Linked DNA regions of Homo sapiens: region 2 is linked to region 1. The links are chromatin loops, found by intact Hi-C in ENCODE. Cell type or tissue: heart left ventricle. All regions are shown on one strand. Links, peaks and the distances in the headings refer to the core of each region. The heading gives the core; the rest is flanking DNA.

Region 1 (15,192 bases), core at 3,577-11,576:
AAGGTTCAATATCTAGAATCTATAAGGGACTCAAACAGATCAACAAGCCAAAAACATAAGCCCATTAAAAACGGGCAAAGGACATTAAACAGACACTTCTCAGGGAAGACAAGTGGACAAGAAACATATGAAAAAATGGTCATCATCACTAATCATCAGAGAAATGCAATCGAAACCACAATAAGGTACCATCTCATACCAGTCAGAATGGCTGTTAGCAAGGCCATGGAGAAAAGGGAACACTTATACACTGTTGGTGGGAATGTATAATAAGTTAGTTCAGCCACTGTGGAAAGCAGTTTGGAGATTTCTCAAAGAACTTAAAACAGAGCTACCATTTGACCCAGCAATCCCATTACTGGGTATATACCCAAATAAAAATAAAACATTATACCAAATAGACATATGCACTTGTATGTTCATCACCATGGTATTCATGATGGCAGAGACATAGAATCAACTTAGGTGCCCATCAGTGGTGGATTGGATAAAGAAAATGTGGTATGTATACACCATGGAACACTACAAAGTCATAAAAAGAATGAAATCATGTCCTTTGCATTAACATGGATGGAGGTGAAAGTCATTATCCTAAGCATATTAATGCATGAACAGAAAACTAAATACTGCATGTTCTCACTTATAAGTTAGAGTTAAATATTGAGCACACATGGACACAAACATGAGAAAAATAGATACTGTGGACTACTAGAGGGAGGAAGGAGGGAGGAGGACATAGGTTGAAAAGCTACCTACTGGGCACTATCCTCAATACCTGGGTGTGATATGCCCATGTAACAAACCTGCACATGTACCCCCATATCTGAAATAGAAGTTGAAAAAAAAAAAGAAATAATGCTCTATGGTAATCTACTGATTAATTACCTTGTTAATAAATATGTAAAGCTCAGCACTTCCCCCAACCCAAACCAAAACCAAATAAGAAAACAAACAAAAAAAACCTATGTATGCAGGTGTGTGTGTTTTCTATAATTACTTCTTTTCCTTTGGTAGGCCTACTTTTAGTTCTTTGAGAAATCTCCATACTGTTTTCCATAGAGGTTGCACTAATTTAACATTCCCACCAGCAGTGTATAAACATTACCCTTTCACAACATTGTGCCTATATCTGTTGCTTTCTGACTTTTTAATCATGGCCATTCTGGCTGGGGTGAAGTGGGATCTCATTGTGGTTTTAATTTGCATTTCCCTGATGATTAGTGTTGTTGAGCATTTTTTTCCTATGTTTATTGGCCATTTATATATCTCCTTTTGAGAAATGTCTGTTTATATAATTTTAAATTTCATACAGCTTGAATCCTTTTGGTTTTATTAACACTTATTTTATAGCCCAGAATATGGTCTTTCTTGGTGAATATTCTATGTGCACCTGAAAAAATGTGTATTCTGCTGTTTTGGGTGAACTATTAATGTCAATCATGTCATGTTAGTTGATAGTTTTATTTAGGTCTTCTAAAATTCTTCCTGCTTTTCTCTCTCTTTGTTTTATTAATTGTAGAGTGAAGGGTATTAAAATATTTTATCATAGTGGCTTCATGTATTTTGAAACTCTGTTATTAGGTGCATAAATGTTTACAATTGCTACGTCCTCTTGATGAATTCACCCTTTTATCAATATGAAAAGACCATTATTATCCCTGATAATATTCTTTGCACTGAAATCTACTTTGTCTGATATTACTATAGTCAGTCCAATTTTCTTTAGATTAGTGCTAGCATGGTCTATGTTTTCCATTCTTTTTCTCTTATTGTTTTTGTGACTATTTTTGTTAGTATCTCTGTGTATTTTTAAACTGTTACTAAATGCCTACAAATTGAGGATGTATATATTATCTTAATGAATTGATCCATTTAACACTTTGAAATGGTATTTTTTATCTTTAGTAACACACTTTGCTCTGAAATCCACCTTGTCTGATATTAATATGGCCTCTTTAGCTTTCTTTGTATCAGTGTTAGCATGGTATATTTTTTCCCCTCATTTTTAATCTATTTGTGTCTTTATGTAAAATGCATTTTTGATTATATATGTATTTTGAAAATTGATTATTTATTGCATGTACTTAAGATATACAACATGATGTTTTGATATACATATACATACTGAAATGACAACAGGTAAACAAATTAATATATCTATAATTTTCCACAGTAATCTCTGTTTTTGTGGTAAGAGCACCTAAAATCTACTTTGCCAGCAAATTTTCAATATATAATACAATATTATTAACTATAGTCCTCTTGCTGTACATTAGTTCTTTAGACTTACTCATCTTACCTAACTGCAAATTTGTACCTTTGACCTACGTCTCCCCATTCCTTCCCCATCCTACCCTGAAAACCACTATTCTACTCTCTGTAGAAAGAGTAAAATTTTTTGGATTGCACATGTAAGTGAGATCATGCACTGTTTTTATTTTTGTGTCTGGTTTTCTTCACTTAACATGATGTCTTCTAGGTTCATCCATGTTATTGTAAATGGCAGTATATCCTTTTTAAAGGTTGAATAGTATTTCATTATGTAAGTATACCACAGTTTCTTCATTCATTCATCCATTGATGGACAGTTACATTGTTTTAATATCTTGGCTATTGTAAATAATGCCACAAGGAATATGGGACACAGATATCTTTATGAAGTGCTGATTTCATTTCCTTTGTGTATACACTCAGCAGAGGGATTGCTGGGTCACGTGGTAGTCCTATATTTAATATTTCAAAGAACCTCTGTACCATTTTCCATAATGGCCATACCAATTTACATTTGCACCAACAGCATACAAGAGATCCCTTTTCTGCACACCCATGCCAGCGCTTGTTATCTCTTGTTATTTATTTATTTATTAAATAATAGTCATTCTAACAGGTGTAAAGTGATATCTCATCATGGTTTTGATTTGCATTTCCCTGATGGTTAGTGATGTTGAGCACCTTTTCAGATACCTGTTGACCATTTTTATGTCTTACTTGGAAAAATATCTGTTCAGGTCATTGCCAATTTATTGATTGGGTTGTTTTTACTTTTTAGTTTGCTATTGAGTTGCATGAGTTCCCTGTATATTTTGGATATTAACCCATTATCAGATATATGGCTTGAAAATATTTTCTCCCAATCCATTGGCTACCTTTTCATCTTGTTAGTTTTTTTTTTTGCTGTACAGAAGCTGTTAGTTTGGTGTAGTTTCATTTTTTATTTTTGCATCACTGCCAGAACTTTTTGTGTGATATTCAAAAAATCATTGCCAAAACCAATAACAAGGAGTTTTCCCTCTATATTTTCTTCTAGGAGTTTTATTGTTTCAGGTCTTATGTTTAAGTCTTTAATCCATTTTGAGTTAATTTTTGTGTATGATGTAAGTATCCAATTTTATTCTTTTGTATGTAAACCATATGTTTATTGGCCATTTATATATCTCCTTTTGAGAAATGTCTGTTTATATAATTTTAAATTTATATTTTCCCAATACCATTAATGAAAAGACTATCTTTCTCCCCATTGTGCCTTCTTGATGTGCTTGTCAAAAATTATTTGACTATATTTGCTTGGTTTTATTTCTGAGCTCTCTATTCTGTTCCACTGGTCTATTTGCCTGTTTTTTTTTTTTTTTTTTGTTTTGCTTTTGGTCAGTAACATACTCTTTTGATTATTATAGCTTGGTACTATAATTTGAAATCCAAAAGTGTGATGTCTCCAACTTTGTTACTCTTTCTTAAGGCTGTCTTGGCTATTTGGTATCTCTTGTGGTTCCATATATATTTTAGAATTGCTTTTTTTATTTACTTAGAAATGCCATTGGGATTTTGATAGAGATTGCATTGAATCTGTATATTACTTTGAGTAGTATGGGGATTTTAACAATATTCATTACTCCAGTCCATAAACATCAGATATCTTTCCATTTGTTTGTGTCTTCTTTAATTTCTTTTCCCAATGTTTTTATACTTTTCAGTGTACAGGTCTTTCACTAACTTGGTTAAATATATTCCTAAGTATTTTATTCCTCTTGATGCTATCATAAGTGGGATTGTTTTCTTGACACTTTTTTCAGATAGACTGTTATTGGTGTAAAGAAGTGCAACTAATTTTTTATGTTAATTTTGAGTCCCACAACTTTATTAAGTGCATTTTTTGGGTCTTGATTTTTTGATTTTAGCTGACAATTTCTGTCTTCTAATTGGGCTATTTAGGTTATTTACATTTAATGTTATCATTGATATTGTTAGGCTTAAATCTGTCATCTCATTTATTCTGTATTTTTCTCATGAGTGTTTCCCTTTTATTTGTATGCCTTTTTAAGATTTATTAAATATTTCGTATAATTCCATTTTATGTCAATTTTTGCCTGCTAGTGATAGTTATGATTTGTGATAGTTATTTGTTTTGTTATTTTAGTATTTTAGTGGTTACTTTAGAGTTTATAGTATATATCTTTAATTTATTGCAGTCTGTCTTTAACTAATATTATACCATTTCATGAATACTTAATAAAGCCCTATAATAGTATACTTCCATTTCTGCTCTCCTGGCATTGTGCTATTATTGTCATACGTTTAACATCTACATATGTTATATAAACCTTATGCTATAGTTATTTTTGTTTAAATACTTAATATTTACTCTTTAAACAAAGATATTTAAATAATATTCAAGATATTTAAATAATAAAACATATTTTACTTTTGTTTTTACCAGTCTCCATGCTCTTCATACACTTTTACAGATCCACATTTCCATCTGGTACTTTCTTTGTCATTTCTGTATATTTTGCATTTGCTGGTGAATTAAATGATTTCAACTTTCATATGACTGAAAGTCCTTATTTTGTCCTTAATTTTGAAACATAATTACACTTTACAAATCATAACCATTACTAATAAGCAAAAACAGACATAAAATGGGATCATATAAAATATTTAATTTTAAAAAGGCATACATATAGGGGGAAACAAAGAATTGATGAGAAAAAAACAAAACAAATGAGATGATAGATTTAAACCTAACAATATGAAGGATGTAGAATTCTTATTTCACCAGTTTTTCTTTTTGCTCACCTCTACCTTAAAAATTTGCTCTATTGCATTCTCTTTGCTCTATTGCATCCTCTATTGCATTCTTGTTTGAATAGTTTTCAGTAAGAAATTTGTTATCCTTGTCTTTGATTACCTGTATATGACATACCTTTCATTCTCTGGCTACTTAAAAAATATACTCTTTATCACTGTTTTCAAGAAATTTGTTTATGATGTACCTCAGTGTAGTTTTCTTCATATTTCTTATGCTTGGGGTTCATTCAGCTTCTTAGATCTGTGAATTTATAATTTTCCTTAAATTTGGAAAATTCCAGTCCTCATTTCTTTAAATATTTATTTTCTCTCCTCGTTCTCTTCCCCTTTAGAGACTCGACTTACATGTATGCCAGACTGCTTGAAGTTGTGCTGCAGCTTACCCATGAGCTGTTTACTTTAACAATTTTATTTTTTTTCTGTTTGATTTTGAGCCATTAAAGGGAAAGGTAGCAGTTTCAAGGAACTTACAAAGGAAAATGGCATATTTACTTTGATAAGCTGTAATTAAAAAAAAATAAGTCAGGTCTTTCCTGTCCAAAACAGTGGCTATCAAAAAATAAGAGAGCTTTTGTAAAAACTGGCAAATGTCAGATTATTCCTTGTTGAAGGAAACGGTTTATTTTTGTGTAGAGATTTTCCCTGCCTGAATTTACTGATTTTCTCTCCATTGTGTTATTTGACATGCTCCTCTATTCTCTGTATTTCATGTAGATTGGTAGATAGATCTGGATGATACAATTTTTTTGACAAGAATATTTCATAGGTAGTTGTGTACTTCAACAACGAAGCACATAATGTCTGATTTTTCTCTTGTGATGTTAACAGCCTTTGACAGTCATCATTATCACTCCATATGGCAATTTAGTTCCAGTAGACGCCTCATGAGTGACTCATGGGAGTAAGATGTGTTGAGTTTTTGCTTTTTTTTTTTAATAAGAGACTGCCTTAAGCCTTTAAATATTAGTCTAACTGGATGTAAAATCCCTGGCCTCATTCATTTCCTTGAGCATATTAAATATGTAATTCCATTGTCATTTGGCACAAAATGTTGCTGTTAAAATGTCTGATGCCAATCTGATATTTCTTCCATTTTAAATGTTTTGTTATTTTTGTCTGGTGTTATCCACACAAACAAAATAGTTTTTGAAAAATAAGTACTCTATTTCAAAATTTCAACTACTGTTCTCAGATTGACCTGTCTTGCTAATTTGTACTTTTTGGAATTTTTTTGTTTGTTGGTTGCCAGTGTTACTAGAAGTGTCATTGTCTCATGCAGCTCACATAGCTGTAAGTGGCTTGTTCCTGCTTTATAATTTTGGGTTTATGAAGATACGTTGTCATCTAGATGTTTTAGTATATATTATATTGCCTATGGGCTTTTGGGTCTTCCTAGGAGCTCTGTTTATAAGGACAGGGGCTCTCAGGAGAATTCACAAACAATGCATATGCCATTATACCTGTTTTCTCAATCTTCCTAGTAGGTTTTGAAAATCTTGGATGTGAGTTTTGTTGGTGTCTTTGTTTGTATTTTCTTTTGTTTTGGTGTTCATGACTTTTAGGGTACGTTGGCTTTTCCCTCATTTCCCTAACTTAGACCCACAGCTGCTGACCTCCCACACTCCTGCTCACCACTACTTTTATTCAGGTCATAAAGGACTCTCCATTACCTGGTGGTGTTGAAGATGTTATCCATAGATTCATTTTTTCCACTTTCATATTTGATCTGTTTAGTTTTAAGGAGTTTGGAACATTAAAAAAACTACCCTGCTGCTATGGTCAGTCATATCATTGGAAGTTTATGGAACTTTTTTTCCATATGGAAGTTAATGGAAATTTGTAAAAGTTTTATCACACCATAAATGTCACTATGTCATACTGGTAGTTCCTTTTTTTACACTTAAATTGTTTTTGGAATTTATCCCTGTCGATCTATATATATATATATATATATATATATATATATAATTTTACAATTTCTCTGTGATATTTTCCCCTTGTATCAATATGCCACATTTAATTCACCAACTCACCTATTCATTTGCATTTCTGCTATTTCAGATTTTTCACTATAACGAAAAAGACTGCAGTAAAAATTCTGATATATTTCTGTTTGAGATCATATGATAGTTACTACAGTGTTTATTTATAAAAATTCATATTTAACCTTTCAAAAATTAAATCACCTAAAAGAGCTTTGTAAATGGAACATGGTATACAAATATCACATACTTTAATTATCTGAGATTTTGGCATTTTCTGATTTTTACAAAAGATCTCTTCCTTTTTGATAGCTGCTTTTTTGAACACGAAAGACTTGACTTTATTTTTTTTTAATGACAGCTTATCAATGTAAACATCCCATTTCCCATTACAAGTTTCTTGAAACTGCTTCCTTTCCCTTTAATGACTCAACAGAGCACACATAAAGAACTGCACAAACACATGCACACCCCAGAGAGCTTTGTGTGAAAATCTCTGTGTTGGTAGTTTTCTGTGGTGGTTACCCTTTTAGTTTGCTCTAAAACATCCTAAAAAGAGTAAGGAAGGATATATTGGATTCCCTTCCAGGCTCTTCCATCCTATATCCATGTGCTTGGGGTTTCTGATGGGCTCCCAGCATTTCCAGCCAGGCAACTTTGCCTGGACAGAAACAAGATTTCTTAGTTTGTACAATATTTATTAATGAATAAGTGAGCCTGACTCTTTGGCCTGGAGTCCTTTGCTTTTCATTTGGGTAAATTAACTTAGGAACACTAAATTCAACTCATTGAATTTCCTGTGTATTATTTTGTTGAGGAAGCAGTGATCGTAGTGTTTTTAGATATGGTCCAGGCAGCTGTGACTGCCCCAGATGAGGGTAAGAACATTTCTGTTTTCCCCCGGCTGAGACCTCACACGTTGGTCTCAGTCTCAAAGGGAAAAGCCACCAGCTGTTTGATAAATGTGTTCATTTGTTCATTCACTTGACATGCCTTTATGGAACACCTGCTGTGTGGCCGGCTGTGGTAGAAGCTCAGGATGCAAACACGATGATGATGATGATGATGATGATGATGATGATGATGATGATGATCACACTGAGCACAATGATGATGGGTTTAGATGTGCTTGTTTCCTGGTAATAGATGGAGAATATTTTTTCCATTGCATGAATATACTACATTTAATTGATCAATTTTACAATTCATGCACATTTAGGATGTTTGTTCCAATGATTTACATGATTAGCTGCTTTCATCTTCACAATAATCCTAGAGGTTGGCAATATTGTTCTCGCCCCTATTTTACAGACGGGAGAAGGAAGGCACAGAGAGTGAAGCAGTTTTCTTGTAAGTGCTCTTATGTGGTGAGCCTGGGATCCCATCCTAGGCAGCCTTATTCCAAAGACCACATGCTCAAGAACTCTCCTCTCTCCACCTGTCCAGAAGTAGTTGCTGTCCTAAGGAATTCACAGGCTAAGAGCTCAACATGCAAATAAGTCACTTATAGTACATAGTAGTAAGAAACAATAGCTGACCACTTAGACAGGCGTAGCCCAGAGAAGAGGGGACTAGCTCACCTCTGCAGGTAGGAGGAAGTCTGCTGGGGAGACTCCTTGTTTTGAAGGATACATAGGCTCAGCCCAATCAATTCGGACTCCTAGAGAAGGCGTTTGTACATGGCAGTGGGGGACTATGTGGACAGTGTGAGCAGTGGTGGACTATGTTGACAGTGTGAGCTCACCTACAGCAGGGCAGTGCGGAGGAACAGGAGGCTCCCCAAGAGAGTCCACTTGGGGTCAGAAGTTCAGGCCCTGCCACTCTGCCTCTCACGACCTCTGGCAAGTCACTTAGCTCTCCTGATGTGGTCTTCACTTAATCTCACACATTGGTCTCAGTCTCAAAGGGAATAATCAATGCAGAAGTTCCTTGTAAATGGCAAAGTGCTGGGCACTGTGACGGCTGCTACCACTCCCTGGAAAGGACAAATGAGGCCTGGCGGGTCTCATTGGGGGCAGCGTGAATCATGGCTCTATCGCCTTGCTCCAGTGACTGCCTCGTAAAGCTTCATCTAATCCCTAGGTTCCAGCCTTGAGCTCCTCAGGAAAGGTGTCAAGTATCACGTTTCACCACGAACTGTTGGTGTTGACCTGACAGTCAGGGCCTGGCCAGCGAGCTGAGGCTGCGCTTCTCCACGCCACTCAGCCATGGTCCCCTTTCTTCCTCCATAGGCAGAAAGCATCTGTTTCTGTACAATAAAGAGAGCGGCTCCACTGATAACACAGTCGCTCAACCGGCCCCAACCACCAGAACAGTAGCACTGGTTAACTCTGTGCACAGAAGCAGGGACTTTCCCTAAAGTAGTTCTCAGAAACTGGGAAAGTAAGACTGGGCTGAGGGTTTATCCTAGAAGAATGTGTCAGGATAGCCCCTTTATTAAGAGGTTTCATCCATGATTCAATCTATAATTCCAAGAACTCTCATTTTTTAGACTTAACAAGCTCTCCATCAATAATGGCTGGAGAAAGACTAAAGAGCATATTTTAAAAACTGAAACCTGCAATCTCCTGATGATGGAGACCAAAAATGGAAATAATCACACAGATTTCTCTAGGTCCTCAGGCCCTCCAGGTTTCCCAGGCTCCCTCTTGAGAGAGCTACATTCCATTCAGACCAGGGGGAATTTACATTGAGGGATCCGTCTCATTGTACTCTGCTGAACCTAGCAGCCAAGCTGGCCAGAAGAGTCCTCACTTGCATGGCAGGTGCTGACATTGGCAGGGAAGCCTTCCCCAATCCAGCTCTGTGTCATTCTTGGGAATGGGCAGTGGCCCGTGTGTTCTCCTGAGGTTGGAGTAGTTTCCTTCCCTGGCGAAGCTGCAGTGAGGAGGCCACCGGGCATGGCAGTCTGGAGTTCAGTGTGTCCTGTGCTTGCTGTAGAGCTCCCTTTCACTCTGGGTCTGCTGGGAATATGTGATCATGAAATGCACTGAGAAGAGGCAGCACCACATCTTTGGATAAAGATGCTCCATCAAACTAACCGACTAAGGTCATGACCCCAGGGTGATCCCTAAACCCAGAGCCATGGCCACCCTGGACCTCCCCACCCAGCCATGCTACCTGTGTCTAGGCCTGGGGGCAACTCAGCTCTGCTTCTCTCAGAAGCTTCTGGTCAAAGAATGGTCTGTCCTGCCTTGGCTGTGGTAAGGCTGCCACACAACCCATTTTAGGAAACTTTCATGGTGATGGTTGGGTTGGACGACCTGCTGCCTTTAACTCAGTGTCCTGGATGTCACCTGAAAGGCATCGGCTTCACAACATCCTAGACCTTAAGGCTCTGAGCCCCCCACTTGCTTCCTGGCAATGTGTGCTTAGTCAGCCTCATGGCTGCTTCAAGCTTCCCACTTACGATGCCTCTATCTTTGTTCAAGTCCTTTTTAACATATTTCGTTCCTCCAAATTGTGTAATTTGAATTTGGTTTTACTTTGACTGACTATGATATTTTATGGAAACACATGATGATAAGCCCCCAGCAACTTGCATCTCCCTTAGCTGAAGTGTGAGTTGGAGCCCTGAGCTGCACACTTCGATGGTGCTGAAAGAGGGTCCTGGAGAGGCAAGCAGGTGCATTTGGGCATGCGCAGCCCTGGCCAGCTATATCCTTTGCTGTATTCTTCTCAGCGTATGGCCCTCCAGACCTCCTAGCTCGCTCACAGTCATAGCCAAAGTCACGTTTTGCCCTCATCTACTCCCCTTCCCCTACTCCATGGGGCACACCGGCCTCCTGCCTCCTTGGCCATGCAAGGCACTGGCTCACCTGCCTGGACACCTTTGCACACCTGTCTACAGGATGGCGCCATCACCTCCTCCAGGTCTTTGCCCAAAAGTCACCTTCTTGGGGACTTGTTCTTTACCATTTGATTATTTAAAATTACAGCAGATTCCTAGAACCAACCATCCCTTTTGCTCTCTCTCTCTCTCTTTTTTTTTTTGCCCTTCTCACCATTGGGCATGCTCTTTACTGATTGTGTATTTCTCCCAGCCACTGTGTAACCCTTAGAAGACAGATTTTTTTCTTTACAACTTTTATTTTCGGCTCAAGGGGTACAAGTGCAGGTTTTTTACACGGGTAAATTGCGTGTTGTGGGGGTTTGACGTACAGATTACTTTGTCTCTAATAAGGAATAAGCACAATACCCCATGGGTAGTTTTTAATCCTCATGCTCCATCTTCTGCCCTCAGGTAGGCGCGGCAGTCCTTGTTCCCTTTGTGTCTACACATATGCAGTGATCAGCTCCCACGTCCATATGAGATCATGGAGGACAGGTGTCTGCCTGGTTTGTTACCTTCCCAGTACCTGGGCAAGAGTATCCATGAACTAATGTGGAATACATACCTTCTAAGGAATAAATGAACATTATATCCTCATATTATATAAAGAATATCATTTGAAGTATTTCTCCTTGTGTAACATCTCTCTAAGTAAAAATTAAATTTCTCTAGTAGAATAACTTTAAAACAACACAAAACTTCATTTATCCATAGATATATATTTAAGCCATCTTTTTACTTTTTTGTAAAAGTTTTGAAAAACTTTTTCTTTCAGGCAATAAAAGTAATTCAGAATCATTGTAAAGAGTTTTTAGAAAGTACTGTTATTTTTAAAATTAGTAATTAGTAATAATGCCAGAGTTAACCACTGTTAGCACTTTGCTATATTTCCTTTTATATTTTTATCTATGCTGCACATTTGCATAGACACACACACATGCTTCTATAAATACTTAATGGTATTTGTCTACACACATATGTATATATATATATTTAGGTTGGAATTGTACTATGTTTACTTTTATCATGTACTATGCCAAGAACATATTATATATTGTTCATTGCTGGTCTTTCTGGAACACTATGTTCAGAGATATACTATCATTTCACCACATATAATCTATCATAATTTAACTAATATGCTATTGTGGATAATAAGTGTTTTCATTTTCATTATCTATTGAGTTTATTGGTCTTTAACAGCTCTTACTTTTATTTATTCTAATTCCTTTAGCTTATTTTGCTTGTATATTTTACCTCTCAATAACCTTCAAAGTTTAGTCTTTTGTCCTTATGTTCTTTCAAAATGGCATTTTCTTGACTCTCAGTGGTTTCGTCCCATGGCCTGTTTACCTTTAGTTCCTTGATTCTATCTGTCTCACCTTCCTTGTATTTTCTAGAGTAGATCTCATTTCCGGGATGTGTTTCCTGGCAGGCTTTCACTGTGGTGAAGTGGGAACAACGTGACCCCACAGCCCACTTCCTACTCTGTCAGAACCTTCTCCTCAAAGAGCACGCTCAGGACCTGGGGTTCTTCCCCCTGTGGCTGGCTAGGTCACAGTGCCCTCTGGAATCATGTTCCCAGCCATCCCTTGCTGAGAGAGGAACATTCCATGTTCTAGAGTCTCTAACATGTGCAGCCTCTGATGAGGAGCAAGAATGCCCCCTCTCATCCAGCCTTGTCAGGGCCAAGTGAAAGAAGCCCGGGCAGGCCTGGGGAAGCTGCCCAAGGAGCCTCAGTAGTCAATGCTGGCATCGTTTCTCTCTCAGCCCCGTCTCTGTCACTTTGAAGCTTTCTACTGGTTTCCTTTGAGTCCCCTCAGCTCCCCAGTCAGATCAAGGAAGAGCTGGTTGTTGCTTTCACAGACTTCAGGGGCAAGCAGATCTGAGTACCTCGGGGGTCAAACAGACCTGCCCCAACCACAGCGTTGAAGAGGAGATCCATTTCCTAAAAATGGGGGGAGACGGCTATTGGTGGGATACTCTATTCACATCTGTCTCCACTGCATGTCTACAGAACGGCTCCCTGTAGTCTGGGAGTAGCGTTCCCTGGCTTCTCTGAGCTTCCTGCGGTCCACGAAAGGCTGTTTCCCTTGACAGAAGCCTTTCCTCTTCTTCCATATCTGGTTGACTGCATGTCCTTTGGAGCCAGCCCTCTGGACTGAGGACTTGAATCTCTGATTAATCCGCCCAGTACTCAGCTCCATGGCCTCAGTGGTGTCCACGAGACTCTTGACACGGGACCTATTCACAAGGGAAGGCACCTCCCCACAGATGCACCTGAAAGCCGTGGACCCTGTGATTCTCAGGAATTCGGCTGACTGATGGAGCAATCCTTCCCACACGGGTGAAGGTGGAGGACTCCCCTTGACCCAGACACACGGGTATTCCGTGAGTTTCTTGACGGTGCCAGTTCCTCTGAAGTATGGATTTTACTCCTTGGTGTTGTCTGATTAGATAAACTCTCCAAGATAAAGATCCGGATATATTGGCAAGGGACCTGGCTTTTAGAAAACATATTCCTCAGATTTAAAGTTGTAGGCCCTCTTTTCTCTCCAGGTATGTGAAGAAAATACCTTTGGCAAAGGTCTTGGTGGGCTGGCGCCTGTATCTGCTTAGCTTCTGGAAGAACTGGCTCGTGCACTGAGAATCTGCTTCTTCCATATCTGGCTAGAAGTCTCATTAGATGTATGATCTACAGTCTGGCCAGGGTGCATTCCATCTACTCGGCTTCTGGGTCCCATTGCAATCCAACTTTAACCTTGATTCTCTGCCCCAGGAGAGGGATGGTTATCTGAGAAGACCCATCATTAGGCCCAGCCTTGGGCTCCTGGGCCCACCTGCAGCCAGTGGGCCATCCTCTGGGTGGTTTGCAGCCACAGTTGGGAGGGAGGTTGAGTTCAAGGGTTTGCTAGTTTGTAAGTGAATTTTATTGCTGTAACATCATTCTCACTCACTTGCCCTCTGACGTGCTTTCTTGGGCAGGAGGGAAGGTCAGGGTGACTCAGTGGTGCAGAAATTATCTTGATTCCTGGGCACCCCCTGGACCCCACCTGGGCCTCTGGTCCAAGGAAAGCAACGACACTCACGTTAGGGCCCTGAATACTCAAGTCCAGCCTCTGCCTTTTTGTAAATAGTAAATCTACCCGAGGTTATGTACATCCCAAAGGGGAAATGTGCCTTTTCCACCCTGTTACACAGCGTGGAGGTGCATTTACAACTTGAATGTGAGAAATTCACCCCCAGCTGGACACCAAGGCCAAAGGGCCTTCTTACTGTCAGGCTTCTCTGCTGCAGGCCTGATGTGCATGGCAGACTCACACCTCTGATGATCTCAGCCAGACGAGACGAGGGCCATTAAGGTGGGAATTCAATTTCTGGACTTCAGTTATACCATGAAATGTTATGTGGCTATTTAAAAAGCATGCTTTTGGAGTTATTTTAAGACATGGGAAGATGTTCTTAGTACATTACAAAGTTGAAGAAAAGGACAGGGCCCTAAGCTGCTTCCTCAGTAAGACCCCCATTTTGTTATCTGTATATATAGCCATATCAAAATGCTGATGATAGATATTTTTGGGTGACTTCATTATAGGTACTTTCTAATATTTTTCAAATATCTACAGTGTATGTGAATTATTTTGTAATGAGAAAAGACACATTGTTGAATTAGTATAAGTTTTGTTAAAAAAAACTGTATTAAAATTATGAGTTTCATAATTTATAATGAACCCCCACCCACAGACCCATCACCCATTCTCAAAAATTACCCCAACTATGGGCTAATCTTATTTCATCTATGCCACCATCTACTTCTCTCCTGCTCATATTACTATTTTTAAATTAACAGACAATTTTTGAGAGCAGTTTTTGGCTTAAAAAAGTGGAGCAGACACAATGGAGAGTTCCCACATGCTCTCCCCTGACCCCAGTTTCCCTATTACAAACATATTGCATTAATGTGGAATGTTTGTACAATGGATGAACCAATACTGATGAATTCTTATTAATTAAAGTCCCTAGGTTACTGTAGGGTTCACTCTTTGTTTTGTATAGTTCCGTGAACACAGGTTTTTAGCTTTTTTTATTCCACAACTTATCAAGTGGATTATTCCCAAGACTACAAATGTCTGAACCAACTTAACTATTTGAAGTATCTAAATTGCATTCCAACTACAATCCAGGAACAAGTGAGGTGATGAAGAAGCCCTTTAGAAACATCTGAAAAGCACAAAGTTGAGAACACAGCAGCCACATTGAAATCTCCATCCCTAGTATATGAGTATAAAGCAA
Region 2 (15,192 bases), core at 3,508-11,507, 72 kb after region 1:
AATCTTGTACCTGCAGTTCGCCTAGGCTGGTGTTGCATGCTGGCGGCTCTACAGTTCTGGGGTCTTGGAGGTGACCTTGCCCCCATGGCTCCATTAGGCCTAGTGGGGACTCTCTGCAGCAGCTCTGTCCTCACACTTCTCCTGGGCATTGCCCGAGTGGAGGCTCTCTGCAATGACTTCACTCCTGTGTTAAGTCTCTGCCTGTGACATCCTTTGAAATCTATGTGGAGGCACCCATGCCTTCTCAGCTCTTGCATCATGTGCACCTGCAGAATCAGCATCACATGGATGCTGCTAGGGTTTATGGCATGTACCTTCTGAAGCAGCGGGCCAAGCTGTACCTGGTCTATTTGAGCCATGGCTGGGGCGGCTGAGGAGCACTGTACTGGAATTGGGAAGCAGAGACTTGAGGCAGCCCTGGGCAGTGCAGCCCAAAGTCTGGAGGGTGCCCTAGGCCTCTCTTTTGACATATGTCCGTCCCCAGGAAGGATCTGGCACTCTGGACCTGTGGTGGGAGGGATGTCACCAATAATGTCTGAAGTGCCTTGGGGGTCATTGACGAACAGCCTCTGGCTTCCTTCTATCCACATGAGTCTCCTTATCAAATGGTGAGTTGGCTGCACCATTGGTTTCCTCTCCTGAAAATACTCTTTCATCCTCTATCACATGGCCAGGCTGAGAATCCTTCAAATCCCTAAACTGTGTTTTTCTTTTAATTATACAATTTTGTCTTTAAATAATTTTTCTCTTCTCAAAATTTAGTATACGCAGTTATGAGAAGCCCCACAGCATCCTGAATACTTCGTTGCTTAGATATTTCTTTGACCAGGTATTCTAGTTCATTTCTCTTATATTCTGCCTTTCACAAAGCACTTGGGGTGGACACAATTTAGCTAAGATCTTTGCCACTTTGTAACAAGGTGGGCTTTACTTTAGTGTCCGGTACCTTTTCTCTCATTTCAACTTGAGACCTCATCAGAATTGCCTTGACTGTCCTTATTTCTACCAACATTCTGATCATGACCACTTAGTAATCTCTAGGAAGATTCAGACTTTCCCTACAGCCCCTTTCTTCCTCTGACTCCTCCCCAGAGTTGCTCTTAATGCTCCTTTCATGGCAATACAAGCTATTTCCAGTCAGCTTCTCCAAACTCTTCCAGACTCTACCCATTGCCCAGTTTCAAAGCTGCTTCTACATTTTCAGGTGTCTGTTATGGCACAACCACCACTTCTTGTTACCAATTTTCTGTCTAAGTCCATTTGTGCTACTATAACAAAATACTTGAGACTGAGTGATTTATAATGAACAGAAATTCACTGGCTCACAGTTATGGAGGCTGAGAAGTCCAATATCAGGTGTCAGCATCTTTCAAGGGCCAGTCTTCTTGCTGTATTATCCCAAGGCAGAAGGGAGACGGTGAGGAAGGTGAGAGAGGGTGAGAGAAAGAGAGAGAAGAGAGGGCAAACACACCCCTTTCTTTTTTTGAAACTTTTATTTTTGGTTCAGGGGAACATGTGAAGGTTTGTTACATAGGTATACTCACATCACAGTCTCCTTTTAGTTCTTTGTGGTGAAACATTAGCACAATCATGAAATTCGTTTTGGGGGCTCTGGTGTGTGAGGGAGGGGCTGCAGAGCCTCCTGCTCAGAGCACACTTTCTGGAGGCTGTGCACTTCACAGGCTGGTCAGAGAGGTGGACAACGGGCTGCTCAATGACCTGTAACAGGGATGCCAATAGGTCAGACAGTGACCCTGAGCCTGGCAACACACCAATTTAGTGTCCAGCAGTGAGCTCTCAGCCCATCCAGCCCCAACCTGATTGAGCTGCACAGGGGTGAAGGTATTTCTCTCTGATTCCCCACTGAAGCGCCCAGAGCATGAAAATCCCTTAATGTTGTACAGATTATTACATCACCCTGGTATTAAGCCCAGAACCCAATAGTTGTCTTTTCTGCACCTCTCCCTCCTCCCACCCTCCACCCTCAAGTAGACCCCAGTGTCTGTAGTTTCTTTCTTTGAAACACACCCCTGTCTAACAAACCCAATTCCATGATAACAGCATTAATTCATTCATGAAGGCAGAGCCCTAATGGCCTAATCACCTCTTAAAGCTCTCACCTCTTAAAACGGTTATAATGGCAATGAAATTTCAAAATGAGTTTTTGAGAGGACAAAGATTCAAACCATAGTACCAGGCAAACATAAATGTTGTAATTTCATGTACTTATAAGTATTATTAACAAAACCTGAACAAGACAAGAGATATTTTTGATAATGAGGACATCTATAAGGAGGCGTTCTCTTCCATTTAGCAATTTCTGCTTGATACTTAATGGTGGATAATTTGGCACATAGAGGATTATGACAGACACATGTTTATTATAGATTATGTGTTTCATTGTTATAATATGGAATTTTAATGCCTTTTAACACTTTAAAGCCAATTAGCTTTGTGATATTGTCATGGAAGCCCCTGCTTTCTTCCCATTTCTGTCCACGTGGGTCTCTGCACTGTCCCTATCTGTTCACCTTCCTGGTTACTTTGCTGGGAAACTCTCATTTATGCAGCACATAGTAATTTTTACTCCAGTTGCATTTATCTTATTTACATATATTTTTATGGCAGAGGTACTTGCTCTTACTCTCATCCTCTTATGCTCCATTTTATATTTCTTCCAGTGGTTATTTGTATTTTCCACATTTTGCTAAATGGTCTATAGTTTCTTTGCGTTTTCTTTTTTGTCCTAGTAATATGGTAGGCACACAGTCTCTCTCTCTCTCTCTCTCTCTCTCTCTCTCTCTCTCTCTCTCTCTCTCTTTTGAGCCAGAGGCTCACTCTGTTGCCCAGGCTGGAGCACTGTGGCACAATCTCAGCTCACTGCCACCTCTGCCTCCAAAGCTCAAGTAACTCTCCTGCCTCAGCCTCTCGAGTAGCTGGGATTACAGGAGTGCGCCACCACGCCTGGCTAATTTTTGTATTTTTAGTAGAGATGGTTTCACCACGTTGGCTAGGCTGGTCTTGAACTCCTGACCTCAAGAGATCCACGTGCCTCAGCCTCCCAAAGTGCTGGGAATTACAGGCGTGAACCACCGTGCCTGGCCACACAGTCTCTTTTTAGTTCTATGTGGGGCAATGTTACGACAATTATGAAATCCCTTTTGGTGGCTCTGGTGTGTGAGAGAGGGGCTGCAGAGCCTCCTGTTCAGAGCACACTGTCTGGAGGCTGTGCACTTCACAGGCTGGTCAGAGAGGTGGACAACAGGCTGCTCAGAGAGGTGGACAACAGGCTGCTCAATGACCTGTAACAGGACTGTTCACAGGTCAGACAGTGACCCCAAGGCTGGAAACATACCACTTTAGTGTCCAGCAGTGAGCTCCCAGCCCATCCAGCCTCAGCCTGATTGAGCTGCACAGGGGTGAAGGTGTTTCTCTCTAATCCCCCACTGAAGCGTCCAGAACATGCGAATCTCTTAATGGAGGCTGCTGTGGCTAAGCCCCCCGGTGAGGGATGCTTTGGACTAAGAAGACAGCTGTACCCATGGGTGCCACCTGAAACCTTTGCACCACCACTGCTGGTGAGCTCTCAATGCCAGACCTTGGACTCCAGGTAGTGAGGACTGTTCCACGTGTTTTTCAGTGTCCCAGTGTGCCTCCACCCTGCCTAATGTGAGACTGTAACAGCTTTGCATGTGCAGCGCAGGCAGGGAGGATCCTGGGAAACAGGCACTGCCTTGCCACTGCTGTCTTCAGTGCAAACCAGGATATTCCCAGGAGCACAGACTGTATGTGACTATGCCCCTTTCACTGAGCACACTGGCCCGTGGCAGGAGGACTTGCTGCCAAATAATGGCTTGGAGTCCAGGGGACCGTGATCTAGGCCACAGTGGGAGGTGAAGAGGGTGTGAGCTGAGGCGCCAGGTAGGAGGGAGATGGTGCACTCGGGGGCTCCCTGGGGGGTCAGGGGATGGGCAATGGGGCTGGAGGAGTAGGAGGGGCTGGATCTGACCTGAGAAACGCACTTTTGAGAACCCAGATTGGAGAGACAGCATCTGTGATGAGGGGACCATTGTAATACAAGAGGAAAAATGTTGGAATGAATGAAGGCTGTGGAAATGGGCATGTTTTAGAAATCCAAAAGCAAGGAACATGGAAGGATCAGGAAATGGATTGATGGCCAGGCTGGGGGCGGAAATGCCAGGGAACGTGGGAGCTGGTGGTGCCGTTTGCTGCAGAAGGAAGCACGGGGGTTGGGCAGGGCATCGAGAGGGAGGAGTCTGGAGCTAGAGCAGCCTCATGCGAAGGATCAGGACAGGGCAGGTGGGAGCCACAGACCTTGCCACCACTGGGTTCTGGGGCTGCCCCGTGAGTGGTTCCCTGCATATGGTGTGAGAACCGGGGAGGGCAAGAGCCCCAGAGCTGCCAGGGCCCGTCCTCATGGAAAGTGGCTGTGCCAGTGGCTGCCAAGGCCAGAACTTCTTCCAGGAGACACTGCTGAGGAAGACGAACAGAAAGAATGAATTAGTGTAAGAAAAAAAGGAAGAGCAGCAGGAATGAATGGAGGAAAGAAGGAAGGAGGAAGGGGAAGGGACTTGGACTGCTTCTTATGGGCTGGGGGAGCTGTTCGTGTTATATGTCCCACACGTTATCTTATTTACTCCTTGGGGTAATCTGACATTTTTGCCTTCATTTTAAAGATGAGGAAACAGAAGCCTCATGGGGGTAAGCAATGGCTGGGCCAGAATCAAACCCTGGCAATGGGACTTGTGTCTCTTAGCTCCACTGCCTCTAAATGGAGATATGAATGAAACGTTGGGGGATAGGATGGACAGCATGCTCACTTACTGACTGCACGTATAATAACAAGGTGATTGTGTTCTGAGTGGTCCTTCCTGGATTGATCTGTGCTGTCAGAAGTCAGGACAGGGGCTAGCCCTGGAAGATGTGGGGGCCAGACACACAGAAGCCTTCTGTGGCATGAGTCACATGTGTCTCAAGCTGGATGCTGGGGGCTGGGCCTGTGGTAGGGGAAGCTTCTATAATGTAAATCTGGAGTCCTACAGTCACAGCATCTTTGGGTAATTGAGACAAGGGCTGATGCAATCAGTAGAATATTAGAATGTGTCACTGAGTTAATGGACACAGTGTGCCTGGAATGCACATCACCCTAAACCCGGGGATAGATCCACTGCCGTGGGGGTGGAATCTGTTAGAACTCTCCAAGCTCCATGGGGCTCGAACTTCAGTGCCAAAGCGGGATGGGTTTGTGGCTTCAGCTCTCTGGGACACAGCTGCCAGCCTCTCCTTGTCCAGCTGGCTTCTTGAAGGTTGGGATCGGAGGCTCATCCATGCACAAGAGCTTCTGGACACAGATTCTTTGGCTCCAGTCTTTGGTTCAAACAAAAGGCATTTTCGTAAGCCTCTGTCTTCTTGCCCTGCTTTGAGCAAGTTCAGTTCAAATTCTGAGTTGCTTTTGGCTCTGGCCAAATTCTGCTGTTCTTGGAGGTTTGCTTTGTTTCTTTTTGATGCTCTACAAGTCAAAAATTGCAACATACACCAAGGAGAAAACATGTGGCGAAGACAATGAAAAACAGATCCGGGCCTGCCAAAGAAAGAGGTGGAAAGACAGAACCTGTCAGTTCCATACATCGTGCAGTTCTGGGTGCTCCACTCCAGAGCAAATGTGCTGGCCTGTGGATGGAATTCTTCCTGAGTGAGCCCTGCTTTTTAGATCTGGGTTCAATAAAGATAATTCTCTTCATCCAGTGTAATCTTCAAGTGTTCCATGACTTTTTTCCCTCAAGATCTTTCACCTACTTCTTATAAAAGCAACTGAATGTTGATTTAGGTTTGGGCTGGCAATAATGATGAAAAGTTGGTGACTTGGGGCTCTATGTTCAAAAACCATCTGCATCTCACCATTGCGAGGTGGACTTGTGAATTCCTTTTTTAGTCATAAAAAACTCACAGAATTCCATGAAGGGAAGGAGCCAAGGGGCCCACCTCTCACAGAGGCTGCTGTACCAGGCGGGTAGATGATGACATTCTCGAGGGTTTGCAAGTGCTGCCAGTCTGTGAGGCTGAAGGGTGTCCACAGGAGGAGGGGGCCCTGTGTCTGCAGGCTTGTAGTCTCCAGTGAAGCAACTCAGGGAGATCCTGCTCCACATCAGAACAAAGGCTAGAAACAGGAATTTCTGACTCTGAAAATCCGGATTATAATTATAGTGGAGTGATTGAGAATACCAAGAAGTGATTGATTCTCAGGAGGTGGAGGATACACTTTCACAGTTAATACAGCATGACAAAACAAAGCAAAACAAAAACTAACAACCTTGCCCTGTGGGGTAGAAACAACAGAATTATCCTTCCTAACATCCTTAATTTTAAATTATATATCCACATGTATACATATTAGCCCATTTTTTTTTCTCCAGAAGATTGTTAGTTCCCTGAGGGTGAGGCCTCTTTTTCTTTTCCCCCCACTTCTGTTTTCCAGCCATTAGTACAGTTCCTGGAAGATTGTATCTTGACAATTTATGTAGTCATTTATTTATTTGAGTACTATTTATTGAAGGCCTTCTATCCAGTGAACACTGTTCGGAAGAATATCACAGTGAACAGAAGGGACAAGAATTCCTTCCTCCCAAGGCTTACATTTGAAAGGCATGGGAAAAACAAAACAAAAAAAGAAACCAAATAACTAGAAGGGATTGTGGTGTAAAACCTAAATCATAACCAAGGGAGGGGCATGCAGGTCACATTTTAGTTGGCATGGTGGTTACTTAGTCTCTGAGGTCATTAAGTGGCCTGTGGTCTGAGGCAGGTGCAACGTGAGAAATCCAGAGAATCATGAGGGGGTAGGGCAGGCTTAGAAAAGGGAGAATCTGCTGCCAGAGAGGCCAGATGCCATGAGTCCAAAGGAATCATCCCGCCCCCAGCAGACAAGCGTGGAGCCAGCCTGCTCCTCTGGCCAAAGCATTCCACCCCCGGACCTCTCCTCCAGGTACTTCCTGTCCAGACGGGCAGTGGCCCCAGAGCCTGGGAAACCTGCCCCACAGGTGAGGGCAAGGGGTGTGTCTGAAGTGGGTGAGAGGCTGGTATGAGCCTTGGTTGCTGCTCTGGAAACAGGAAGAAGAGATGTGGAAGAAGAGATGTGGGTATGGTGGATTCTGACCCTTGGCTCCCCAAAGTTCCACAGGTATGTGCAGTTTATCGGTCTCATTGATTATTAAGTTCTGTGGGGGAACGGCTCTGTCAACATCGTCCCAGAGACATCTGTTGATGCCTTAGTGTTCCCTGCGGTCAAGGTGCCTGCAGTATGGCGGAGGAGACTCATGCAGAAAATCAGAACTGTATTATCTTAGTGCCAAAACAGAAGTGGGCATTTTGACATTGCAGTGGCAAAAGGAGGACATGGTCAGCTACAGGTGGCTATCTTAGTTTATTAATAGCAAAATATTAAAAAATATTTTAAAAATTATATTTGCCTCCCAGTGGAGGGTCTTGGGTAATTGGGCAACCCAGTGCTAAAGATAGGACTGGGACTTTCATCATAAACCTTTTATACATTTGTGTTTTTTGACATTTAAAAATCAGAATATTTTCAGCTTAAAAAAAAACATAATAAGCTTCCATAGTTCTTAGAACTGGGACTGTCCACATCAGGAATACGTGATTTGCAATGCCAAGAAAGATGTGCTGAATTTATTCGGCAAACTAAAGAGAAAATAAAATTTATTTGAGTATTTAAAAAAACCCAGGAATGAGTGCTATGCATGCCACACACTAGCATGCCAGATAAAACAGATGTGGAGTCAGAAACTGAATGATGTGCCTCTTGACCTTTGATTTGACCTCTTGTGCCTTTGATTTTGTCATGTGTATATATTACTTATTTAAGAATTATTCATGTAATTGTAAAAGTGGATGAGGAAATGATGTAAAAACAGCTACTCCTTGTGGAAGGTTGGCCTTTGTGCTAAGTGCTGTTTGCTCCACCTCATTCCTAGAGCAGGGAGCATTTGCAGAGGCTTGGGAGGGAGTGGACGTGTCCCTGATGCTAAGGGCAGAGGAGGAGCGGGGCCCTCGGGCAGCTGGAAGGGCATCCTGAAAAGACGCCTGCCTGCCGCCGTTCTCCTGGCAGCAGGGCGCGCTGGGAAGCACCAGGCAGGAAGTGAAGAATTTCCGGTTGTCAGCGGAGGGATGGGGCGTCACCAAGTCTGTGGCAAGCACACCAAGAACCAGCTAAGTCCAAGGCTCACCTGCATGGCAAATGGTGAAGGTAAAGTCCAGCTGCCAGCCCAAAGTAGAGCGCTTTTACAGCAAGCTGCTCTCAAATCATTTCCAAAATCAAAGTTGCTGTAGCTGCAGTCAGGGAACTTCAACAGGATGTGGGCCAGGGGTAAGACAGAAGCATATCTTTACCTGGTTCTCCATCTGGGAGATGAGCATCCCGAGGGAGAAGGACAAGACACCTCAGTAAGGACTGGTGCTCAATGTGTCGGGGCGTGGGGGGCGTGGGGGGCGTGGGGGCTGGGTGGGTGGGTGGTGAGGAAGCAGGAGGGGCCAGATGGAGAAATTCGAATTGTTCCTTTTGCTGCAGACAATAGGAGCACGATAAAGTTTTCAGCAGGGGAGCCATGTGATCACATTTCTGCTTTAGAAACAAAGGGAAGAGCTCAAAATCCTGGAAAGATGATATCTGAGCTGGAAGCCCTCATTGAGTTCTGACCCTCTCCTTGTGAAGCAAGCAACTTGCCAACATCATCAAACCCTTCATTTAAACTCAGAAGAAAAACAAAACAAAGCAAAACAATGCAACCCCCAAACCCTTCCTGTCATTGACCCTGGGTCACCGTCCTATTTCTAACAGGCACATTTTAATTACTGGCAACTCATTTTCTTGATTGGGTCTCTACAGCAGGCTGGAGTCTTTACTCTTGAAGACGCCCTCCAGCTCTGTTCTCTGGTGTCCCACTTTTTTCTTTGCTTCTTAAACTGGACCAACCCAAGGCAAAATTGTGATGCTGGTAGCACTTATTTTTTACTTCCTTACTCATACTACGAGAACATCTGAATTAAATCTGAATTAAATTATTTACTTTAGTTATACAATAAAGTTTGGTAAAAGCAAATTATAAAAATGCACACATAGGGTGAAAGACTTAGGGTTACATATGACTGGCCTCATCTCTTAAATTAAAATACTCTCTCCCAAAAGACCTAGAGAGGTTACGTGATCCTAAACAACTAGCTGGTAGCAGAGTTAAGGCTAGAACACCTAGCTCCCAGTGTTCCTTCTCTTCTATTGTGTATACTGGCCTATTCTTCATTACATCTTTATTTTGGTATTTATTAGAGAGTATTTCTTCAGCTATTGCTGCCTAGAAAACTATGCAGAAACTTAGTGGTTTAATAAGAATTTATTATCTCCCATTGTTCTGTGGTTGGCTGGGTGGTCACAGTCATATGTTGACTGGGGCTGTATTCATCTGAAGGCTCAGCTGGCCTAGGCACCCTGGATGGCTTGCTCGCCTGGCTGCAGGTTGATGCTGGAACTCATGCATAGACTTAGACATAGACTCTTCATGTGGCATGGGTGCCTCACATCATGGCAACTGGATTCCAATAATGAGACTGCCAACAGACCCATGCAGAAGCTGCAAGGCTCCTTATGACCTGGCTTCAGAAGTCCTGTAGTTCCCTTCCGCCACATTCTATTGGCCACGCAAATCCCCAGGACCAGCCCAGATTCAAGGGGAAGGAAATCAGAGCCCACTTCTCAATGGGAGACATGACAAAGGAGGCCATCTTTAATTTGCTACAAGGAAAGTGGAGAGAGTAGGAAAAGCAGAGGCTGTACTGAACAGGTAAATTTGAGAATCATTGCAGTAAGAGTTTAGGGCAACATAGAATGAATTAAATTAAGTCAGCAGAAAGCTGGGTGGCATACCTTTAGGCATTAGGTAGACAGGAATCAGTAGGACACCCTCTGTCTTTCAGCACTCATGTTCTATTAGGACACAGATATTAAGCAGACAGTCATTCGGATTTTAAGTTTTAAAACAGAAGTGCCTATGGTTCGTGAATCCATCCATCCATCCATCCATCAATCCATCCATCCATCCACCCACCCACCCATCCATCCATTCACTAACCTATTCATCTATCCACCTATCTATCCACCCATCCATTCATTCATCTATCCATGCATTAATTTTTTATTTATTTATTGAGGTCCTGGGGCTAAGATCTTAGATCATTGAGCTTACGTTCTAATGGGGGGATAGATAGACCCATTGCAGGCAGTGATATGAAGAAAATAAGATGAGGAGGGGCAGTAAAGGGTGGGGTGGGAAAGGAGCTGCATTCCAGTTAGGGTGATGGGAGAAGTTTTCTCAGAGGACAGGAGAGATAGGATGGCACTTGTGGGATGAACAGGATCCAGCCAGGTAAAGATTTGGAGCAGAAACTATCAGGAAAACGCAAAGGTTCCTGGGGCACAAATGGGCTTGGGGTGTTCAAGGACCAAAGGAGGGCAGTGTGGCTGGAGCTCTGTGCCTGGGGAGCACAGAGGTGTGAGAGGTCAGGGAGGCCTGAAGCAGTGTTGGGAGTGCAGAGAGTCCAGGGCTTGCCCTTCCTGGGGCCACTGCTCTGTACAGAGCAGGTGATATGAGAGGTGGGTCTTCAGGGATAAAGGCTGCACTTGGCTTAAGTGAGTTTATAATGAGGGAGGGGTCATGGGAGGCTCAGGTTGGAGGCAGAGGAGGATACTAATAAAGATAACGAATATTTAGTTATCCCTAGTCATGTTCTTCTCACAGTCCCATTTAAGCTTTATAATCCCTATGCAAAGTGGGTGTTCTTATTATCCTAAATGGAGGGTTGGTGATCAGCGGTCACTTTCCGGGCTTGCTGACTTTGAGGTCCCCTTAGGAGGCATCTAGGTGGACACGTGTAAATAAACCATTGAGATTACACCTTGCTCATATTTGGCACTCAGTAAATAAGTGTTGCATGTGATAGGGGTGAAATATAAAATTCAAAGTAGCTCCTCCATGGTGCTGAACTTGAGCTGCTAGAGAAGTGTCTATGTTACAGCTTGCTTGGCACTGAAATGAGGTTGCTGAAATGTGAATTCAAATCCACTCTAATTTCCAATATGGACTTTTTGTGTTCATGTGGTGGTCATGTGTTTCTTTTTTGGGTGATGAGTCTCTGAACTCCATTCCTGTGTTTAGGCAGGGCCTTTCCCACCTTTATTTTGCAGAGCCCAGCTCCCACTGAAGGCATATGACCCAGATCCTGAGAACCAGATGCACCGGCCTGAGCTTTCGTCAGAAGCAAGGACACACAGAACCTTTCTTAGAGGCATCATTAGAGGACCGGACATGGTGGCCAGAGGCTGCAGGGACAGAAGTCCCAGGGCCATGTCCAGGAACTGGGCTCAGGGGACCTCCTGGTGCCACCTGCATATCTGAGCCCATGGAGTTCCTCTGGTCTATTCAGTTCTCTCATTTTAACTTAATTTTGTTTTTGTAGGCTTTCTTAAAAAATTGCCCAGTTCATTTACCTGATCACGTTTATTGTTCAGAGTTGAGTGTGGTTCTCTCGTAATTATTTAGTCTCCACTGGGTCTGTGATTATATTTCCTTTCTTATTGCTAATGCTGTTTGTGTTTGATTTTCTTCTTTTTTTTCTTGGCCTGACTTAAAGAGGTTTGTCTGTTTTATCTTTATTTTAAAAATAACCAACTGTTTATTTTTACTTCTCCACTGTGATTTCCCCCTTTATTTCTTTAATGTTTGAGTTTATATTTTTTCCTATTTATTTTGGCTTAAATTTTATTATCATTTTGCTATATCCTTGTGTCAAGCGCTTAATTCAATTATTTTGTTATTTTGACTTCTAAAAAATCAGTTAATTCTATAAGTTTTCCTCTATGTACTACATTGAGCAAACTCCACAGATTTCTGTAGGGGGCATACTAATTGTAATTCAATTTCGTTTTCCATGTGTAGGTCCAGATTTATTTGAATGTCCAAATACTTAGAATTGTAGGCTCTTGTTTTGTTATTAAAGTCTGGTTTTATTACATTGTGTTTAGAGAAAATAATATGGAGGATTTTAATTTTAGATAAAGCATTAATATCTTTTTTATCCTCAAACATGATCAATTTTTGACAGTGTTCCAAAAATATACTATGAAATATATATTATCTGTTGGAATAGAGTAATATATGTACACACTCTGCCATGTGCATATGTTTATATATCATATTTAGTCAATGGTAGTTGTGTTAGCCAAGTCCTGGAGTCATCTCGATTCAAGTTTGTTGAGGCAGAATTGTCAATTTCGTCCTCAGCTCAGCTTCAACTACTTAACAGAACCTGATTCATATAGGAATTAAGTAAATGTTTGTTGAATGAAATTCAGTGTCCCCAACCTTTTTGGCACCAGGGACTGGTTTTGTTGAAGACAGTTTTTCCATGGATGATGGTAGGGGATGGTTTCAGGATGATTCAAGTGCATTACCTTTATTGTGCACTCTATTTCTATTATTATTACACTGTAATTAATGAAATGATGGTAAAACTCACAATAATGTAGAAATCAGTGGGAGCTCTGAGCTTGTTTTCCTACAACTAGATGGTCCTCTCTGGGGGTGATGGGAGACAGTGACAGATCACCAGGCATTACATTCTCATAAGGAGTGTGCAACCTAATATAGATTCCTCGCATGCACAGACCACAATAGGGTTCGTGCTTCTAGGAGACTCTAATGCCACCACTGATCTGACAGGGGGTGGAGCTCAGGTGGTAATGTGAGCCAGGAGGAGTGGCTGTAAATACAGATAACACTTCGCTCACTCACTTGCCAGTCACCTCCTTCTGTGTGGCCTGGTTCCTAATGGGCCATGGACTGGTACTGGTTCATGTAGCTTTGCTAAATTTTTCTGCATTTAAAATATATTTTATTGAGATATTTCTGGAACTTTTGGGTGCCTAGATTTGTGATGTTATACAGTGGTGCTCATTTTAGGAATATTTATTAAATGCTTTTGGTGTGCTGGGCACTGTGCTAAGCACTAGAAATACAATGGCAGATAAAAGAATCTAGTGGCCTCCTGCACTTTATGATTCATACATTATAGCTACAAAACAAACAATAAACAAGCAGATAAATAAGTATTAATTTAAAAGAATCCCGGTTGGTGCTATGAAGGAAACAAATGAGCAGCCTTTTCAAGGTATGGAGGGGATGGGACTGTTTGTGGGACGGTCAGGAAGGTCTCCCTGGGGAGGGCGCACTGAAGCCAAGGCCAGAGGACAGGTGGCCAGCCCCATGAAAAGCTGGGGCAGGCTTCCAGGCAAAGAGACCATGCCTTTTGTAAATGTGGCATCCCCTTCTCTCATTTAATGTGTTACCTTGAGTTCTACGTTGGAAATACTGCTTCTGTCTTCTTTTTGTTAGTGCTTACATGATCCATATTTATCTACACAATTATACAATCCATACAATTAGGTATTATGATGGTTAATTTTATGTGTCAATGTGGTGTGCCTAAGGGATGCCCAGATGGCTGGCAGTGCATTATATCCGGTGTGTCTGTGTGGGTGTTTTGGAAGAGGCTGGCATTTGAATCGTGGACTGAATAAGAAGACCCATCCTCACCAGCGCAGGCAGGCATTGTCCAATCCATTGAGGGCCTGAATAGAACAAAAAGGTGGAGGAAAAGTGGATCTACCCTCTCCTGCTTGAGTGGAGACATCCATCCTCTCCTGCCCTTGAGCACTGGTGCTCCTGGTTCTCAGGTTTCCCTACCCAAACCGGGACTTAGGCCATCAGCCACCGCCTTCCCCTTTTCTCAAGCCTTAGGGCTCAGGCTGCATGTCACCACCGGCTTCCCTGCTTCCTAGCTGACAGATGGCAGATTGCAGAAATTCTCAGCCTCCACAACCACGTGAGCCACTTCCCTGAATAAGTCTCCTCTTCATACAGTCCTCCCTTGGTGTGGGTGGGGATTCGTTCCAGGACCCCCGAGTATATCAAACTCCATGCATACTCAAGTCCCGCTGTCAGCCCTGCAGAACCCGTGTGTAAGGAAAGGCAGGCCTCTGCATAAGCAGCCTTCGCTTGCTGGGAATACTGTGTTTTCCATCAGAGTTTGGTTGGAAAATCTGAGTATAAGTGGATCCATGCATTGAAACCTGTGTTGTTCAAGGGACAAGCATCGAGGATAGGCACAGGCTACTGGAGACAAATATGGGAATGTGGCTATGGGCAAGACAGTGCTGGTGGGGCAGGCATCACTCCAACAAGCGGACAACAGCAGGGATCAGTGAGTTGCCAGGGGTCTGGGCATGAGTGCTGAACAAGTTGGAGGTCTTCCTTGGAGCCGGCCTCAGGCTGGGAGAGGATTGTGGGGCCTGAGCGGCTCCAGCCTGGATGGGTCCAGTCAGGAACTCTGCAAGAGGAGCTCACCTGTGCACACAGGGATGCATACTGGGAGAGAGGAGAAGCCGGGGTCAGAGGCTCTGGCCCTCTTGCACTGCATGTGGGGAGCTGCAACTCAGGGAGGCTGCTGGGCAATGGTCAGTGCCAACAGAGTGGATGCATCACAGCCATGAAGCTGTGGTCATGCAGAGCACAGCATGAGAGCCTCTGACCGAGTTGTCTGACTGGGGTTGTGGATGGAGTTGATGGGCACAGGGAAGAGAGGAGGAGGGGCTTGCTTAGCAGAAAAGATACTGAGTTGAGTTGGGGGCATGTGGAATTTGAGGTGCCTGTGGGAGACCCATTTGAGATGTTCAGTAGACAAGTGGGGGCACCCAGTTGAGCACTGGAAATGGGGCTCTGGACCCTTGAAGAGAAGCCAGCAGTTGGGTCATTGCATGAGAGGTGGTTGTGGTGATGATGGGAACTGGTAAGATTGCTCAGGTTAAAATGAAGAAAACAAGCCAAGGAAAAACGATGGTCAAGGCAAATACAGTAAGGATCGACGGCATCCTTGAAGTACTTCTTTGTCTCCAAGAGCATTCATTCTATTTCATGTGCAATGAGAATTCTAGCATTTTAGCACTGTTTAAAATTAATGACTCAGAGGGAATTCTGGCCCCACACAAGCGCCTGCTAGATGGGTAAGCCTCGCTGCCTGCCTTTCTGAATTGCTTGTCGCACAATTGGGCCA

Evidence for each region. A loop is a pair of places that touch in the nucleus more often than their neighbours do. Peaks named below come from ENCODE experiments on the same cell type or tissue, not always from the same donor. Only the 100,000 strongest peaks of a DNase experiment are listed, where the experiment ranks them.
Region 2: a loop joins it to region 1, with 2.1 times the contacts of the local background. A loop is called at or near these places in 1 of 110 quality-filtered maps.

What each region holds. Positions count from the first base shown.
Region 1 is chr10:43,766,426-43,781,617 of GRCh38, forward strand. LINC02658 (long intergenic non-protein coding RNA 2658) reads right to left here and starts at 12,477. Exons shown (of 2, transcript NR_134483.1): 1 at 12,157-12,477; 2 at 11,137-11,425. It overlaps LOC105378275 (a long non-coding RNA gene), which reads left to right and starts at 12,521. Exons shown (of 3, transcript XR_945906.4): 1 at 12,521-13,458. In heart left ventricle, for the core only: no CTCF peak of the experiment used is centred there; no DNase peak of the experiment used is centred there.
Region 2 is chr10:43,838,405-43,853,596 of GRCh38, forward strand. It overlaps LINC00619 (long intergenic non-protein coding RNA 619), which reads left to right and starts at 6,902. Exons shown (of 3, transcript NR_033923.1): 1 at 6,902-7,003; 2 at 7,129-7,198; 3 at 11,270-12,218. RefSeq lists an enhancer at 3,912-4,081 and a cis regulatory region at 3,997. In heart left ventricle, for the core only: a CTCF peak has its summit at 8,003; a DNase peak (open chromatin) is centred at 8,107; H3K4me3 peaks cover 309 bases; H3K27ac peaks cover 4,326 bases.